Linked DNA regions of Homo sapiens: regions 1 and 3 are each linked to region 2. Evidence: chromatin contacts called from ENCODE Hi-C or POLR2A ChIA-PET data. All regions are on one chromosome and are shown on one strand. The core of a region is the stretch at or near the end of the contact, and the rest is flanking DNA. Distances in the headings are between cores, read along the strand shown.

Region 1 (2,700 bases), core at 184-2,683, 290 kb before region 2:
TGGGCGACAAAGCAAAACTCTATCTCAAAAAAAAAAAAGAAAGTAAAAGAGGGGAGTGTCCTCCTTGGTTACAGGTCGGTTCCCAGCCCTGGCCTGACTTGGGTGGTGTCCTGTTTGACTGCTCACCTTCCAGCGGTGGTCTGGAGACTTGCTCTGCCCCTCCCTACCACCCAAGCCACCCTCAGTCATCCACCACTGCTACCCCAGCATATGTGTGCTTTCCTGATCCTCAGCACCTCTGGACAGTCCTGCTTTGCTCCCCTGGGGAGGGTCTGGGACTCCAGATCCCTTTCTTAGGACTCTTCCAAGCACCTGGGGCTGGCAGAGCCTTGCCTGATGTACATTTCTGACCTTGTGTCCCAGACAGGCCTGGATAGCAGCGCCCCCGTGAAGAGGCCGCATGCCATGCTTTGATCCTGGGCTCCAAACCTACCTAGGCCCCACTGGTGACTCCTGAAGCTGGGGGAGTCAGCCCAGCACCCTTGGCCTTCCTTTGGCTCTTCCCCTTCCTGCCTGCCACCTGTGATTAGGGGGAGGCGAGAGTTATAGGAAGGAAATGAAGGGTGGGTCCCAAAGAGGAGACACTAAATGGAGTGTTTTAGAGGAGGGGGATGAGAAAGAGAAGGAATAGTTGCCACAGGTTGGACAGGTTTTTATTGGAGAGTCAGGAGTTACTTTCCTTCCCTCGTCCCTGCCTCCCCCACTCAAAGAACCCCACTCCAGTGGGGCTTGTCCTTCATCTGCCCCTAGGAATCCCCATCCCCAGCTACACAGGCACTCAGGGAGAGCGCACATGCTGTGTGGGCAGACAGCCCCAGGCCAGGTAGGCAGTGAGCTCCCTCAAATCCTCCCACCCCCAGGACTCAGGAGGGAGGGGCAGGAGAGGTGTGGGCCCGGTGTGCAGTCCTCAGGCGGCCTCCTGAGCTCGCAGCCAGCCAGGCCTTGTGCCTCCAGGATGGATGGTGTGATGAGGCACATGCCCCGTAGCCTTTCCCTTCCGGAGGGCCTTAACCAAGAAGTATCTTGTTTAGGGGCTGGGGACAGGGTGGGGAAGATGACAGGAGGACAGCTGACCTCTTCACCCTGAGAAGGCAAGAGGCACTTCTGGGGAACAGTCCTGGACTCAGATGGCTCAAGGAAGAGGCCAGGGGACTGGGAGGGGCCCGGGGGTTCCTGGGAAGCCTGAGATCCTCTGTCTGGGAGAGAAGCTGATGGCCACAGGACAACCTGAGAGTGGGCACATGTAAATACCGCTCAGAACAGTCTGCAGCCAGCTGAAGGATGGGCCTACCCAGAGCCAAGGCACTCCTGGGGCAGTGCCAGGGGCTGGCCCTGTAGACGCCTCCCAGGAGGACAAGAGTGCTGGCCTGGAATCTGGCCAGAAGTTGGGGTGAAGGGGGGCTGCTGGGCCACAGAGCAGGACCTGCCCAGGAAGCTGTGGTCTCTCACTTGGAGGAAGACAATCCAGGTGGGTATGAGGCCAGGGCCCCCCTCACCAGGCCTTGCCTTTGAGTGGTATCCCCTTCAGAAGATTCCAGCCAACACCAGAGGAGGCAGGAGCAGTAGTCCCAGGAGAGGGCCCCACACATGACCAGGGCCCGAGTTCAGCCCTGACACGACGCTAGGCTTGTCAGGGCCCTCTGCACCTGTGGGAAGAAAGAGGCTTTGCCTCAGCCTAGAGACAGCTGTGCCTGATGTCCCGCCCACCCCACCATGCAAGGAGGTGGGGCAGCAGCCAGGGAGGAAGCTCCTACTCAGAGGGTGCATGCCCCACCATGCTCATACCACCTATGCTGGGGCAGGATACTGACATTCCAGAGCCAGGAGGAAAGTGGGACAGATGCTATGGGCCTTACCTGGCAAGGACGACTGCAGAGCCAGGGCACGCCCACCCGTGGCATTAGCGGTGGCAGAGGTATTGGGGAAATTGGGCAGGGACTTGGAGGAGGTGTGCCCCGTGTGGTCCAGTGTGGCCTGCAGCTCACCTGGCTTGTCCTGGGCTGGAAAAACTGAGGCCAAGACCTCACTGGAAGGAGGCAACTCAGCCTCAGCCTCAGCCTCCTCCTGGGCATGGGGTAGGAGTTCCCTTGCCCCTGTCAGGGACATCTTGGGGTCCAGAGAGTTCTCTGGGCTCCTAGAGGGCACTTTTGTTTTGTCTGTCACTTTGTCTGCTGATTTTGGGATAGGAACATGGGTCGATTTGGGGAAGGTAACTGGCTCCTCATCCAAGGAGGGCAGGCTGTGAGCTGCCAAAATGGAAGGGACCTCAGTTGTTACGCAAGGTGGAGCCTCTGTTGCCATGGAGGGCGGGTCTTTCGTTGCTAAGGAAGTTGGGGCCTGGGTTTCCACAGCAGGCAGAGCCTTGGTTGCCAGGGAGCCTGAGACCTCTGTTACCAAGAAAGCCGGAATCCCCGTTGCTAGGGAAGAAGGAGTACCCATTTTCCTAGAGTCTGATGCTTCAGTCGCCCGGAAGGATGGGGCCTCAGTTACCAGGTAAGGCAAATCCTGAGCATCTTCCGGGCTTCCGATGGGTTCTGATAAGACAGACGAGAACGGGCATGAGTGCTGCAAGCAGGACCCCACATCTCTCATGGCACTGCAAACCAAGTGACGCGACCAAATGTCCTACCAGGACACACAAACACACACATACACTTCTCCAGCTGATATGCCCCTCATTGAAAATAAAAGTTACAAGCC
Region 2 (2,700 bases), core at 113-2,612:
CCCCCGAGGCAGCTGATAGAGGCCCTGAGCAGCGTCGTGCCCCCCAGACCCCCCACCCCTCAAAGACATGAACCCTCCCCGCCTCCCATCCAGGCGTGGGCTCCGCTCCCGCCCCGGAGTCCAGCGCCCCGACCCGAGGACAGGCTGGGCCGCGATTCTCCCGGCCGCGGTGGGAAAGAGGTAGAGGAGACCCTTGCCCTTCCCCGACTGACAGGCTGGTTAGAGCCCGCCCAGAGCAGGGCCGTGACTCCCCGACCCCTACAGCGCGCCGCGGAGCGGGGACCCGACGCGGTGTCCCGGACCTCCAGTGCCCGGCTTCCTTGGGAACAAACTGTTCCAGCCAAATAGGTCACTGTGCCGATGGGAGGACGGAGACCGCGAAGGGGCAGGGGAGAGGGCTTCTGGAGTCCCGCTGTACCCCATCCCGGGCGGGGTTCTGACCTCATACAGTCCGTTCCCTGGGGTCTCCTTGTCACAGTGAGTCACCTCCTCGCTAGTCCTTAGGGGACGGGTCCTGGCACATTCCCAAGGGCCAGGAAACAGCCCGCGCTGACCTCAGCGCTCAGCCAGGTGGTGGACACAGTGGCGTAAAGGACCTGAACCTGGGACCTGGGCCAGGGCGGCGCAGATTGGATCCCAGAGCCACCCGGGACCGATCCTAGACGAACTTACTCCACTCCGCTTTCCTCGCCCTTCCTGGGCCCCTCCAGGGACACGGACTTCATCCCCACGCCGCGAGCAAACTGCGCCTGGGGCCTGGAGCCAACCGCAGCCAAAGGCGAGCTCCCAGAACGGTCCCGTCCACGCCCTCCCTCGCCCCAGCTGGGTTTCCAGGGGCGGGGAGCGTGACCAGGGATTCCTGTACTTGTAATCCCGCTCTCCGCCCCGGGGTCTCCGGCACATCCCGACTCTCGTCACCCGCGCACTTAGAGACACCGTGTGCGCAAGCCGAGCGCGCACCGACCCACGCCCGTCATTCACCTGCCGCAGAAACACCTGTGAACGCAGCACACACCCGCGAACACGCATCCTCGCGGACACGCAGGGACACACGCGGGCACGCTTGGCTCGGCTCTGGGCCGCCGGCCCGGGGTCCCCTGTTGTCTGCCGCCGCTCTCTCACCTCCTCTGAGTGCCTCGGTGCCTCGGCGAATCCGCGCCCAGCTCCGGCTCCACAAGGAACTGACTTCGGCAGCTGCTCACACCTCAGCTGGCGCAGCTCAGCGCGGCCCTGATATACAACCGCCCCGCCCGGGCCCGCCTCAAGGAGGCGGGACCCGCGCTCGGCCCACCGCGCCGCCCGGGACCGCCCTCCCCGGGGCCCAGGCTCCTGGCTGCCCAGCGCCGAGCCAGCTGAGCCTGGCCGAGTTCCAGCAGGCCAGCCGGTCCCGGAACCTCGCGTGCTGCAGGAGGGCACTTCCCTCCTCCCCCAGTCCCTCGCCTGCGTTGGTGCGCTGGACACATTTCCCCACGAAGTGAGCCACAAATCTGGCTTTTTTTACTTGGAGAATGAGTTGGCACTCTCCAGGAGGACACAGCACTGTTAGAATGAGCCCCCTTTCTGGCTCACCGCTGACCCACTCTGGCAGGCAAGGATTTACCCAATGCAGCTGAAAAGATCAGGAGGATGACATTAATACATAAAAATTCATAAATTATAAAAACGATGCACCTCTCTGCAATTTCCAGAAAAGCCCCACAATATCACCTCTATTCCCACTGATCCCTCACTAGGTCACCTCTCCCAGAAGCACCTGGAGCACCTAGACACCCCAACAAAGCATCTTGAGGCCAGAATGATTTTTCAGTCCCGTTTATTTCACAGATGAGGAAATTGAGGTCCACTGAACTTAAGTATACAAAGTTGTTGATTGTCACATGCTTCCGGGAAGGAGGGAATTGGAGAGACTACCAAAAAAGGGCAACCTGATCTCCAGGGAAACAGAAGAATTGGACATTGAACCAATCTCCCTACACCCTACACTCACCTGAACAGAAGAAATCCCTGTGGTTGCAGCAGCTTTGTTGGCCAGGAAGGGGAGGATTTGACGAGTGAGTTGTCTGTCTCCTGAATACTCCCCACATAGCCCGTATACACTGCTGGGGAAACTGGGGCTCAGAGAAGTCTGGTGACCTAACTCAGATCATGCAGCAAAGAAATGACTATAGTTGGAACACAGGACTTTTGCCTCCTGCCCGGGGCTCTCTGCTTGTCATCCTTTATTTCTGTGGCTCCAAAATGACAAAAATGCCAAATAACCCTCATTTGCAGATGGTTTATGGAGATGACATAAATAAAGGACAATTCTGGAAGTGTCTACTGGTTCTTCTGACAGACACAGAAATGAGTGATGTGTCTATCCGCTCCCATCTACCTCACACCCCTGACCTCCCCTGGACTTCACCTTTGCCTCCTTTCTGTGCCTGAAACATTTGCAGTTTTGCTTTTAAAAAATTGCAGAGGATGGATTGTTCATCTGAACAGAAATCCCACTAAAAAACAGAACCCAGGCTTGGAGCAGCTACAATTACTGACATCTCAGGCTGCTCAGAGTCTGGAAATCTCTGCCCAGACATGCCCAGTCTTCTTCCTCTAACGCAGCTGACCTCGGGGAGGACAGGCTTCTTTCTCCTCTGCTGTGGGGATGGGAGCCCAGGTAGGGGTGGGAGGACACAGTAGCAGACCCCCTTGGCCTGCCTC
Region 3 (2,722 bases), core at 19-2,518, 480 kb after region 2:
AGGTGAGAACATCTGCCTCCACACCGACCCCAAACAGCGCAGACAGGCGGTGCGGCGCCCACTTTCATGAAAGCCGCTCCATCTTCTCCTTCCCCACCTGCCACCTCCTCGGCTGCTCAAGCATCTCTCGACCATGCAAGACTCTACACAGACGTGTTTTGTCCCACCCACGCCTCCAGACACCGGGGAGAAACTCTAGAGGGGGAAGGGACTGCTGATGAGGGAAATGAAAAGAGTTTCGCCCACAAGGAGCTTACAGTCTAGACGAGTTTTTTGGCGGGAGTTTCTCAACCTACACAGCCCTTCCCACATACACACCTCCAAAATATCTCCAACAACCCCCGCCCCCCCAGATTTCCCCTCGGCACCCCCTGACCCCTCGCTCACCCACCCCATCCAGGTCCCCGAAGAATGAGGAGCTTCTGCAATTAGACTGTATCCCCTGCACCTCACACAAGATACTCAGGAGACAAGGAGGACCCCAGCCAAGGCTCCTGCTCCTTTAAGGGGGCACCTCTTCCAGAAGAATCTTGACCCCTCGGAGAAGAAAGGAGGGAAATAACATCTCCTCAGAGGGGAGGGGCGAGCGCACCAGAGACAGCCTGACGTGGAGTCCGACCCTCAGACAGAGAAAGCGAGCGCCAGCGAATGAGCGGGGCGGAGAGGCGAGAACCCATTGGCTGCGTCACCTGCCCGTCAGAGGGACCCAGGGGACCTAGGGCCGCTCAAGGGGCGGGACTCTCGTCTGGCCAGGCCAATTGGAAGGCGTGGCGGGGGCGGGGCTTAGCGGCTCGGAATCCAGGGCTGGGGGGGGAGACAAGATGGCGGCTGCGGGAGGGGGTCCTCGCTTCTCAGCTCCCCCGCTCACCCGCCTTCTCCTTCCCTGCCGCCGCCCTCGCTCCAGGAGAGAGCTTTCGCACCGCCCCCGCCCTGCTCGGAAAGCCCCCCGCTTCTCCGGTTTCCCCCCGTGCAGTCCCTGGTCCCCGAAGGCCCCGATGCCCCCGCCCCCGCTCTGTCCGGCCCCGCTGCCGCCCCCATTACCTCAGCCGCCTGCCCGGCCCCACCGTTCGGGGCCCCTGGGCGCGGGCGGGCAGGCCGCCGAGCAGGTCGGCGCGGCCCGGGAAGCGGAGCGCGGTCTTCTCCCGCGCCTGCCTCCGTGGCCTCCGCCGTGCCCCCTCCCGGCCCGCGCTGGGGCCCCGGCCCGGCCGCCGCCGCCGCTCCCGGGGGAGGAGGGGGAATGGAGCCGCCGCTGCTGCCGCTGCCGCCACGGAGCCCGGCCGAGGGGAGGGAGGGATCAGCCCCCAGGCAGGATCCGCCCCTCCGGCCTCCCCCCGCCACCTCCACCCCTTCCCTCGCTCCCTCCCTGACTCTGCGGGCTCTCCCGCTGAACAGGAGCGAGAGCGCGAAAGAGGGGGAAACGGGAAAAAAATCCCCCCGCCCGTGCCTGGCGCGGCGGCGGCCGGGGCGGTGCGGAGAGGAGCGCGGAGGCGCCGCCGCCGCCGCCACGGGGCACCATCCCCGGCTCGGCCTCACGGTGGCGGTGCGGGCGCGGCGGGGACACCGAGCAAGAGACCGGGTCTGCGCCCGCCGCGATCCCTGCGCACCACGGCCCTGCCCGCCACGGGGCGAGCCCGATAAGAGGGCTGTGGACGTTCGGGTCTAGTTGGGAGAGACAGGGGTCCCTGACTCTTGAGCGGTCAGTCATTTCCTCCCCAGTCCTTGTGGGTGACGTGGCTACGGTTTGGAGCAGCAAGCCCCCTCCCCGAACTAAAGGGCCTCTCCAAAGGTTAAGCCAGGGCAGTCATTGAGGTCAAAACCAATATGTAGTTTCTTGACTGCAGGTGCCTGCACGACTCCCAGAAAGTCGCGTCTCCCCTAACCCCCATGCCCAGGACCTGAGGACAAAGGTCTAGCGATTGTCCATCCCCTCCCCCAGTGAGGACAGCCGGGAAAGACCTGCCTTTGTTGTGTACAGGTGAGCGTCTTGTTCCGCACCACACATCTTTTAAAAAAAAAAAAAAAAAATCTGACTTTCCGTTTAAAAGGAGTAAACAAAAGTTTGACAGTCTGCTTAAGCATGCCTGGTAACTCGTCTGTCACTGTGGGCATGGGAAACACTTTAAACCTGACTTGGTTAATTTAATGCATTAGGCGGCTTTCTAAAAGATGCTTGACAAATGGCAGCATCAGACCAAACTGGCTTTTGTTTTGATCTAAAAAAACAAAAAAATAAAGAAAAGGGCTCCATTGCCACCCCCTTTTGCCTGTAAACTGGAAAGCTTACCTCATGTGACTGAAGTCTTAAGCACCAATACATAATGATGTTTATAAAGGACGTATGGATAAGCTGCCTGTAAATGTGAAGGTGAGTGACAGTTTGAAAGTGTTTCCTCTGCTGGCACTTGTGGTGTAGCTGGTGAGACTCAATTTCTTTCTTGGTTCTGATGATCAAGGACATGTATTCTAGAGTCAGAAGGATGAAGGATAAAGTCTTAGGATCCAAATTTTCTGAATGTTTAAAGTGAACATACTGCTACTTTGGAAGTATAGATGTTATACTAAGGAATTTAAATATAGAGAGTTTCAAATTCAAAAGTTTGATTAAGGAAGCTAATTTGTTTCCAAGTAAATAGCATCTTCTGGCAAAGAGATAGTACAAAAATGCTTCTGTTAACCAATTTTTTAAATGCAAGGGGGGTGGCTCGTGGAGCTAAGCAAGGGC

What was found. Hi-C counts contacts between places; a loop is a spot of excess contacts on that map. ChIA-PET counts read pairs that join two places held with the same protein, here RNA polymerase II (POLR2A). Pooled maps may share reads with other maps.
Region 1: a pooled map shows a loop between it and region 2 (2.5-fold over the local background). The contact joins the enhancer-like site here to the promoter of DINOL in region 2. A Hi-C loop is called at or near these places in 1 of 50 pooled maps. POLR2A ChIA-PET finds 5 or more read pairs at or near these places in 2 of 52 experiments (HEK293 and SK-N-SH).
Region 3: a map of B cell shows a loop between it and region 2 (8-fold over the local background). The contact joins the promoter of BRPF3 here to the promoter of DINOL in region 2. A Hi-C loop is called at or near these places in 2 of 168 maps with a recorded cell type or tissue (B cell and naive thymus-derived CD4-positive, alpha-beta T cell) and 7 of 50 pooled maps. POLR2A ChIA-PET finds 5 or more read pairs at or near these places in 3 of 52 experiments (AG04450, GM10248 and HepG2).

Annotation. Positions count from the first base shown.
Region 1 is chr6:36,962,769-36,965,468 of GRCh38, reverse strand. It overlaps PI16 (peptidase inhibitor 16), which reads right to left. Exons shown (of 7, transcript NM_153370.3): 5 at 1,857-2,534; 6 at 1,507-1,646; 7 at 632-1,083. The coding sequence ends at 1,525. Among named protein-coding and RNA genes, the nearest start is that of PI16, 9.4 kb to the right of the region's middle. RefSeq lists enhancers at 1,199-1,823, 1,824-2,449. Within about 2 kb of position 1,433, at least 8 of the 41 ENCODE cell types and tissues checked have a DNase peak (open chromatin) inside an H3K27ac peak, as active enhancers do.
Region 2 is chr6:36,677,221-36,679,920 of GRCh38, reverse strand. It overlaps DINOL (damage induced long noncoding RNA), which reads left to right and starts at 1,362. Exons shown (of 1, transcript NR_144384.1): 1 at 1,362-2,312. It overlaps CDKN1A (cyclin dependent kinase inhibitor 1A), which reads right to left and starts at 1,207. Exons shown (of 3, transcript NM_000389.5): 1 at 1,123-1,207. RefSeq lists enhancers at 326-913, 925-1,114, 2,307-2,700 and a silencer at 1,165-1,394.
Region 3 is chr6:36,195,290-36,198,011 of GRCh38, reverse strand. It overlaps BRPF3 (bromodomain and PHD finger containing 3), which reads right to left and starts at 1,268. Exons shown (of 13, transcript NM_015695.3): 1 at 1,042-1,268. BRPF3-AS1 (BRPF3 antisense RNA 1) reads left to right here and starts at 809. Exons shown (of 3, transcript NR_187147.1): 1 at 809-1,975. RefSeq lists an enhancer at 514-563 and a silencer at 914-1,653.